2 separate regions of the Homo sapiens genome follow, and region 2 is linked to region 1. A link is an interaction called in ENCODE POLR2A ChIA-PET data of the cell type or tissue named here. Cell type or tissue: PC-9. All regions are shown on one strand. Links, peaks and the distances in the headings refer to the core of each region. The heading gives the core; the rest is flanking DNA.

Region 1 (4,396 bases), core at 312-4,311:
GTTCAAGACCAGCCTGGGCAACATAGGGAGACCCCATCTCTACTAAACATAATAAACAGCTTTGCTGGAGGTTTAGGTGGGCAGATTGCTTGAGCCTGGGAAGTGGAGGCTGCAGTGAGCCATAATTGCACCAGTGCACTCCAGCTTGCAGCCTGAGATACACAGCAAGACCCTTTCTCAAAAAACAAATCAAAACAACAACAACAAAACAGGTTCAACCGACAGTTTAGACTTTAGTTTGTCTTTATTTTAATTACTTCATGTAAATTAACCTAAAATTATGCAAAATGATAGAAATCTTTCGTACTGATTACATTGGGAAATTTTATAGCAGCCTCAAGAATAATGGTTAGCTGAGTCTGTCTAATGTGAACTTTGAAGTGTGTTGCCTGGAGGAAACAGGAGTGGAGATTCCTGTTGGTCATGTAGAAGCAGGACCTGGAAAAACTTCCTAAGGGAGATCTACACCCAAATTTGGTATAACAGTTTTGCCACAGTGGAAGTAATAACCCAGGAGTAAAAGAATGTTAGAACAGCCTCCCAAATGTGTTTACTGCTGAAGTGCAGCTAACAGGGGGGAAAAAAGAGATTAACTGAATGGTAAGTAACACCTGGGGAAAACTACAAAAGCAGCTGGATTTATTTTGAGAGAGAATGAAGGAATTACACTGAGATACACAAAGAAAGCAAGTTATCAGGGATCTCTTTTTTTTTTACTTAAAGTCAACATGGTCCTGGAATCAGGCACATAGATTCTGGAGTCAAACCACCTGGGCTCAAATCCCTACATAATCACTCATTAGCCATTTTAACTCTGACAAGTTATTTAACATCCTACGCCTCTGTTTTTTTCCATCTTGGGCCAGTTATACCAGTTCTTAACATCTTATGCCTCGTTTTTCCTTATCTATAAAATGGGGTTTTCCTTATCTATAAAATGGGGTTATAATAGTACTTTCCTCATGAAGTTGAGGAAGCATGCCTAGAATATAGTGATGCTCGATAAATTTAGTTGTTGTTATTACTATACCCCACTTTTTACCAGGAAGGAAAGAGAAAAAATGGGCTTACTTACGATTTTTAAAGCAAGGATGTTAGTCCAATATAAGAAGAATTTCCCAAGCCTGAAGATGTTTAACAACATGAGATGGTTTTCTTAGACAAAGCAAGTCTCAGAAAGTTTCGTCATTAAAGTCTGTAGGAAAGAAACTGACCCTGACCTGCTGAGGATGAGCAAGGTGAAGCGGCAAGGAGGTCTTGTTTTGGGGCAAGAAGAGGACAGTGCTTAGATCCAGATACTTTGTGTTCAGATCTCCACTTGCACAAATCAAACATATTCCCGTGGGCAAGTCACTTATGCTGAGGTTCAAATTCTCCTTCATACTACTGTCCTAGGGAGACTCCAAAGATCCAGTATGTGAAAATGCTTTTTAAGCATCAAATGCTATAGGGTAGTCAGTACCACAATATCAAGGCATAGTACTATTTTGTCCAGCTGGTGAGGAATGGAATGGAAAATGATGCCCCTTGGCTCTTGGGTACCCTCTCAGCTCTCCATCCTAAATCACCCTCCAAGGGTAAGAAACAAACACACCAGAGGGGAGAGACAAAGCCCAGTGTAAATTCTTCCTTAGGACCAGTGCCACCCTCTGCTGTCATGCACATTTTATTGACTACCAAAAGTGTTACCCTGGAAGGAAAGACTGTCTTGACTTTGAGCAGTAGACTCAGGGACATCTGGTAAGTGGTTGAGTGTCTGCTAGACCCTCTCTCTAAAGTCAAAAATCTAACACCACTTTCCAGGCACCCTGTGATCTAATGAATTGATTTTGCATCCCACAGCATTCTGGTCCCATCTTTCCTCATGAACAAAGGGACAAGCCCTATAGGAGGTGAGATCTTGTGAGACAGTGCCCAACCATAACTGCTAATGATGTGTGTGTGTGTGTGTGTGTGTGTGTGTGTGTGTGTGTGTGTGTAAAAGAGGAAGTGCTCTCATTTCCCGTGTGGGTGGCACCAATGGCTGAGATCGGCTACTCCTGCTCTCTGGAGTTCTGATGGGGACAGAGGCAGGCTTGTCACCATTATCAATCTTGGACAACTTTAAACAATGCTAAGGGAAATATGACTTCCACAGCCAAGGAAACATACAATGGGCCCTAACTATCCCATGGGTGGCTGCCTCAGGCCTTCCTCCCCTGGCTGTTGTTCTGTCCTGCTTTCTGCTTTCAGCTATTTCATTCAAAACTGCCAGAGGCAAGAGGTGGAGCTGCACCCTTGCTTTGGAGCAGAGACTGTGTGCCTTGGATGAGTCACAGTTTGATATAGTTTAGATGTTTGTCCCCTCCAAACCTCGAGTTGAAATCTGATCCCCAATGTTGGAGGTGGGGCCTAGTGGGAGGTGTTTGGATCATGGGGGCAGATCCTTCATGAATGGCCTGGTGCTGTCTTCGTGGTAGTGAGTGAGTTCTCACTCTCTCAGTTCCCCTGAGAACTGATTATTAAAAGATTCTGACCCTGCCCCTCAATCTTCCTTCCTCCCTCACCATGTAATGCCTGCTCCCTTTTGCCTTCCGCCATGAGTGGAAGATTCCTGAGGCCCTCACCAGAAGCAGGTGCTGATACCGTTATCCTACAGCCTGCAGAACTTGAGCCAAAATTTCTCAATAAAGTACCCAGCCTCAAGTATTCTTTTATAGCAACACAAATGGAGTAAGACACAAGCTAACCACAAGATCGCAATCCTCTCAGTCCACGGTTGGAGTGAGGACTAACAGGGCATGTATAGTTGGGCATGATGAGCAACATCTGTCTTCAGTGTTTGCAACTATAGCCCTCAAACTTGAGGGCGCATTAGAATCACCTGGAGGGCTTGTGACACACAGGCTGGGCCCACCCCGAGTTTCTGATTCAATAGGTCTAGGGTAAGACCCCAGAATTTGCATTTCTAACTAGCTCCCAGATGATGCTCTTGCTTCTGGTCTGGGGAATACACTCAGAAAACCACTGTTCTAGAGTAACCTATTGAGTAACCTATTAAGCATGGGGAAAGGGTGATTCCCCAAGCAGGTGGCTATGGATCACACCATGCCCTTGGAAGACAAGGACCTATGGAGCTGCTGGGGGAGTTTATGTCCCAAGTGCAATTATTAAACAGAGGGGCAAAATGGAGACTGAATACAGGGCTCTGGAAGGGCTCATCCAGGAGGCATTTTTTTCATCTATACCGTACACCTCTGTCCACTTGTACCTGAGGTGCCTTTGTACCGGCATCTTGGCTAGGTAATAATACCCACTTTACCATTTCATATGTACATTAGAACAGTGTCATGATTTTGAAAGACCTGTTATGAAAAAGTTCAAATGAGTTTGAAATCCACTTTCATTAATAAAAGAAATTTCACTGTTATATTTGTCAGTGAAAGAAAAAGAAGACCTATTAATTTTTTAAATAGATTTGCAACTGCAGAAAATGTTCAAATGGTTGTAAAAATGGTTTAAAAAAATTTTTTTTTTTTTTTGAGATGGAGTCTCGCTCTGTCGCCCAGGCTGGAATGCAGCGGCGTGATCTCGGCTCACTGCAACCTCCACCTTCCTGATTCAAGCAATTCCTCTGCCTCAGCCTCCCAAGTAGCTGAGATTACAGGTGCACACCACCACGCCCAGCTAATTTTTTTTTTTTTTTGAGACTAAGTCTCGCTCTGTCACCCAGGCTGGGTGCAGTGGCAGGATCTTGGCTCACTGCAACCTCCGCCTCCCAGATTCAAGCGATTCTTCTGCCTCAGCCTCCCAAGTAGCTGAGACTACAGGCGTGTGCCACCACACGCAGCTAATTTTTGTATTTTTAGTAGAGACGGGGTTTCACCATGTTGGCCAGGCTGGTCTCAAACTCCTGACCTTGTGATCCGCCCACCTTGGCCTCCCAAGGTGCTGGGATTACAGGTGTTAGCCACCGCACCTGGCCAATTTAATTATTTTTATCACCTATTTTAAGAATAAAGTTCTCCTCTGGTGACTATAAAGAATTTGAAGAAATCATCATTGAAAGAAAAGTCTTGATCAAGAGTTCAGTGTAGCTATTTCAACATAAAACCTGAAATAGAAAAATATGTGTCTCTAGAAGCAAGCTCAGGTTTCTTGTGTTACAACCTGAAAAGGTTTTATTTGGAAGTTTTATACAAATTCAATGTGTCATATCTTTCTCAATACTTTGTATTTTACTTTTATTATAATTATGTATCATAAAGATAGTAATTTTCACCAAGCCCCATATTGAAGCTCCCCAATTTACTTCAGAATGCCATGCAAATATTGTACTAGAATTTTCTTTTCTTCTTTTTTTTTTTTTGAGATGCCCAGGCTGGAGTGCAACGGAGCGATCTCGGCTCACTGCAAC
Region 2 (4,396 bases), core at 251-4,250, 120 kb after region 1:
TTTTCAGTAGAAATGAGGTCTCACTATGTTGACCAGGCTGGTTTCGATCTCCTGAGCTTAAGGGATCCACCCACCTCAACCTCCTAAAGTGCTGGGATCACAGGCATGAGCCATCGTTTCTGGCCCTGGTTTCCCATTTTTGAGTCAGCTTTTAGCTAAGTTGATTTTACTTTCTGGGCCAGGCAGGGCTAGAAGCCCTAACCCAGTATCTGACATATCGCCCCCACAGCATTATATTCATGCCATATGGCTTTCCATGACTCCAGCTGAAGCTGTAACTTCATGGGAAAGAAGTTGGGCAGCTAAGTCAGACTGCAACAGAAAGATTCAAGGGCATAGGGTAAGACAGCCCGGACTGGAGTCTTCGATTCCCTACTTAATAGCTGTATGACCTTTCTGGGCTTTCCACTTCATCTCTTTTTTTTTTTTTTTTTGAGACGGAGTTTTGCTGTTGTTGCCCAGGCTGGAGTGCAATGGCACAATCTCGGCTCACCACAACCTCCGCCTCCCGGGTTCAAGTAATTCTTCTGCCTCAGCCTCCCGAGTAGCTGGGATTATAGGCATGCGCCACCATGCCTGGCTAATTTTGTATTTTTAATAGAGACAGGGTTTCTCCATGTTGGTCAGGCTGGTCCCAAACTCCCAACCTCAGGCGGTCCGCCCACCTCAGCCTCCCAAAGTGCTGGGATTACAGGCATGAGCCACTGCACCTGGCCTCCCCTTCATCTCTAAAATAGAAATAACAATTTTTATTTCACATAGCTGTGGTGAGAATCAATATGATCATGTATGTGGAAATACTCTAAACAGTGTAAAGCTGGCCAGGCACAGTGGCTTATGCTTGTAGTCCCAGCACTTTGGGAGGCTGAAGTGGGCGAATCACTTGAGCCTAGGAGTTCAAGACCAGCCTGGGCAACATGGCAAAACCTGGTCTCTACCAATATACATATATACATACTCTCTCTCTCTCTCTCTCTCTCTCTATATATATATATATATATATATACATATATATATATATACGTACATATATATATATATATGAACTAGTTGAGTGTGGTGGCACATGCCTGTAGTCCCAGCTACTTAGGAGGCTGAGGCAGGAGGATTGCTTGAGCTCTGAAGGTGAAGGTTGCAGTGATTGGAGATCACACCACTATACTCCAGCCTGGGTTCTGGGTGACAGAGCAAGTCATTGTCTCAAAAAAAAAAAAAAGTGTAAAGCCCACCATAGGAGACAAGGGTCTCCTACTTTCCCTTTTGTCTCTAGGCACCCTCCCCCAGAGTTTTTCAGGATCTCCCATCCTATCCCCTTTCTATTCTGTTTCCTCAGCCTCTTTCCTTGCAGCAGTTACTGTCTTGCCTTTCCTACACTCTTTTACAGGGCTTTGCAGGAAAAAATTAGAACTGTTGACATAGGAGGGTCTAGATGAAGAAATGGGTGCTCCATTGGATCAGAAGGATCACTCATGCTGATGATCAGAGCAAACAGGTGCTGTCCTAAGCTCTTCATAAATATAAAACCATATAAGCCTCAGAGCTGTTATATAAAAGGGGTCTGGGCAGCAGCCTCTAAGACAGTCCCCAGTGATCCCTGCCTCCTGGATTTGATGCCTTCTGTAATCCCCTTTCCTTTAGTGTGGGCTGGATCTAGTGACTCACTTCTAACAAATATAATATGGCATAGTGATGGAAAGTCACTTCCAAGATTAGATGACCAAAAGAGTGTAGCTTCTGTCTTGGGTGCTTTCTCCCCCCTCCACTCTCACTCTTGCTTACTCAGTCTGAGGAAAGACAGCTGCCACTTTATAAGCTACCCTATAGAGAGGCTCATATGGTAAGGAACAGAGAAACCTCTGGCCAACCACCAAGAAGGAACTGAGGCCTTCAGCCAAATAGCCCACCAGCAAGGAACTGAATCCTGCCAAACAACCACATGAGTGAGCCCGGAACATATCCTCACCCAGCTGAGTCTTTAGATAAGACCACAACCCCAGTGGAATAGCCTGGAGCCAGGGACACACAGCTAAGCTCACTAGATTCCTGACTCACAGAAACTGAGACATGGTTTAGTGATTTAAGCATCATTGCCTTCCTTGAGGCTAAATGCCCATCACCCAGAAGCTTGAAGAGTCCCAGCCTAGCAGCCGAGTTTCCTGATTGGTGGATTCAGAAAGTAATGTTTCAAAATTAGCTAAAGAGTAAACTTCCTAGGCCGGGCACAGTGGCTCATTCCTGTAATCTCAACACTTTGGGACACCAGGGTGGGAGGGTTCATTGAGCCTAGAAGCTTGAGACCAGCCTGGGTAACACAGCAAGACCCCATCTGTACCCCTCAACCAAAAAAAAAAATTATCCAGGCATGGTGGCATATGCCTGTGGCCCTTGCTACTCGGGAGACTGAGATGAGAGGATCACTTGAGCCTGGGAGTTTAAGGCTGCAGTGAGCCTTGATGGGGCCACTGCACTCCAGCCTGAGCAACAGAGCAAGACCCCATCTCAAAAAGAAAAAGAGAGAGAGAGAGAGAGAGAGAAATTCCAACTACTGAAAGAATATATAAACCAAAAATTGGCAATATTAGATGCATACAACTTGGGCCTCCTAGTCAAATTCTGCAACCCTTACCCTTTTGTTCTCTGCCAAATCACCAGGATTCAGGAGGGGACCTTCTCTCTACTCTCCTACATAGTATCTCTGTTAAGGAGCTACTTCTGCAGTATTTATCCACTGACTTCCTTGCCAGTTCAACAAGTTCTTCACAGCTTTTGTCAATGCCTTTACCTTTACCTCCATAGTTTCTCTACCCTGTACATACATACCCATCCTATTCTATTCTCTTTGAAGTTCTTTCTCTTTCATCTTTTGTTATAAAACATTATATTTGAGAATAACAGGGGAATATGAACTGATATTCTGCTCTCAGTTAAAAAATACATACTGCACCATGACTGGTGCAGAGTAGGCCCTCAGATATTTGCTAAATAAAATTCTTTTTGACTGCATCCTGCAAGGTTTAGGGGAGACAGAGCATCTTATAAGGTGTTCAGTTCCCTAACTCTGGTGGGAAGCTGGACAAAAGAAGAAATGCTGTACATCATCTACATCAAGCCCCATCTCCTTTCTCTTACACAGTAGAAAAATGAAGCTGGGAGAATAATGTAATAAAAATTCTACAGTGATTTAGGGGCAGAACCCAGACTAGAAACCACATCTTCTGTCTTCTAATCCAATGCTAATCCCATGTAGGCACAAATTGCCAGATGCATGACATGTAAGGACTGGGAGGCAGGGGATGGCCACCCCTCCTCAAAAGGGGGCCTTTGGTTCAGACCCCAGATGCTCCATGTCTGCCCTCCAGCCAACTACTCCGAGGGTTTGACCTCCACACCTCATTGGGGCTGACTTCTATGTGGATTTTCTGTTTGACATGTGGAAGAGTTAGACCTGTCCTGGCATAGCAGGACACCCTGAAGAGGGAGACTAGACCTTGCCTCCTCTTCTACCCCGGGGCTCCTTGCAGACTGTGCTCCCATCTCCCTCCAGGCTCCAGTGAGCCAGGCGGCTCCAGCGCAGGTCTCTGCACCGCGCGGCTTCCAAGCGCCTTGATGAGACGTGTTTAATCTTCCACCCGGATTATTTAACCTCCGCATCCTTGTTAACAAACAGCCATTATTAACGAGATGGTAGACCACATGGGGTGGGTTTGTACAGACAATGAGAGCTCCCTAGGCCTTTCTGCGAGCAAATTCATAATCCTCAGCGACTCAGCCGGCCCGAACCCTCTTACACAGAAAACTGAGTCGAACCCGGTGGTCTGGGCCCTTCCCCACGACCCCCGGGGCTGGAGGCTCCGTCCTCTGCAAACAGCTGCATCTCTCCCTTTCTTCCCTGCCTCCCACTCTCTTTCGCTCTCCCAAGGGGTGGCCACAGTGTGTTATAAATTTTACCTTTCCAGTGTGCAGGAGAGGCGAGAGGAGGCTCTGTCCCAGCTCCGGGCCTGCCTGTCTCCGAGGACACCAATTAAAGGCACTAATTGGACAGCAATACATCAAAGTCGCTCCCGGGAGTGAGTCCTCAGAGCACCAGGAATCCGTTAGTTGGGCTTTTGTTTCAAACACAGAAATACAGAGGAAAACACACACACACACACACACACACACACACACACACACACACACACACCTCTACGCGGGCAAGAGTAGGGCTCGTGCTGTGCCGCGTGGGCTCCTCTGTCTCCGCGCTCGCTGGGAGCCTCTCCCTCTCCTCTCTTTTTCCGGCTCGGCACATCAAACGATCGTTCCCGCTTCTCTGTTCTGAGTTCACCTCACTTACTTCTCCAAAGAGTGCCGCCTAGAAGGCCCACTCTTCTGGGACACGCACACTAACAGAGCCCGC

What was found. Peaks named below come from ENCODE experiments on the same cell type or tissue, not always from the same donor. Only the 100,000 strongest peaks of a DNase experiment are listed, where the experiment ranks them.
Region 2: POLR2A ChIA-PET joins it to region 1 with 7 read pairs; 3 of 35 experiments call an interaction of 5 or more read pairs at or near these places.

What each region holds. Positions count from the first base shown.
Region 1 is chr7:27,370,433-27,374,828 of GRCh38, reverse strand. No RefSeq gene overlaps it. Among named protein-coding and RNA genes, the nearest start is that of EVX1-AS, 130 kb to the right of the region's middle. In PC-9, for the core only: no CTCF peak of the experiment used is centred there; a DNase peak (open chromatin) is centred at 2,308.
Region 2 is chr7:27,252,371-27,256,766 of GRCh38, reverse strand. No RefSeq gene overlaps it. Among named protein-coding and RNA genes, the nearest start is that of EVX1-AS, 7.3 kb to the right of the region's middle. In PC-9, for the core only: no CTCF peak of the experiment used is centred there; a DNase peak (open chromatin) is centred at 1,966.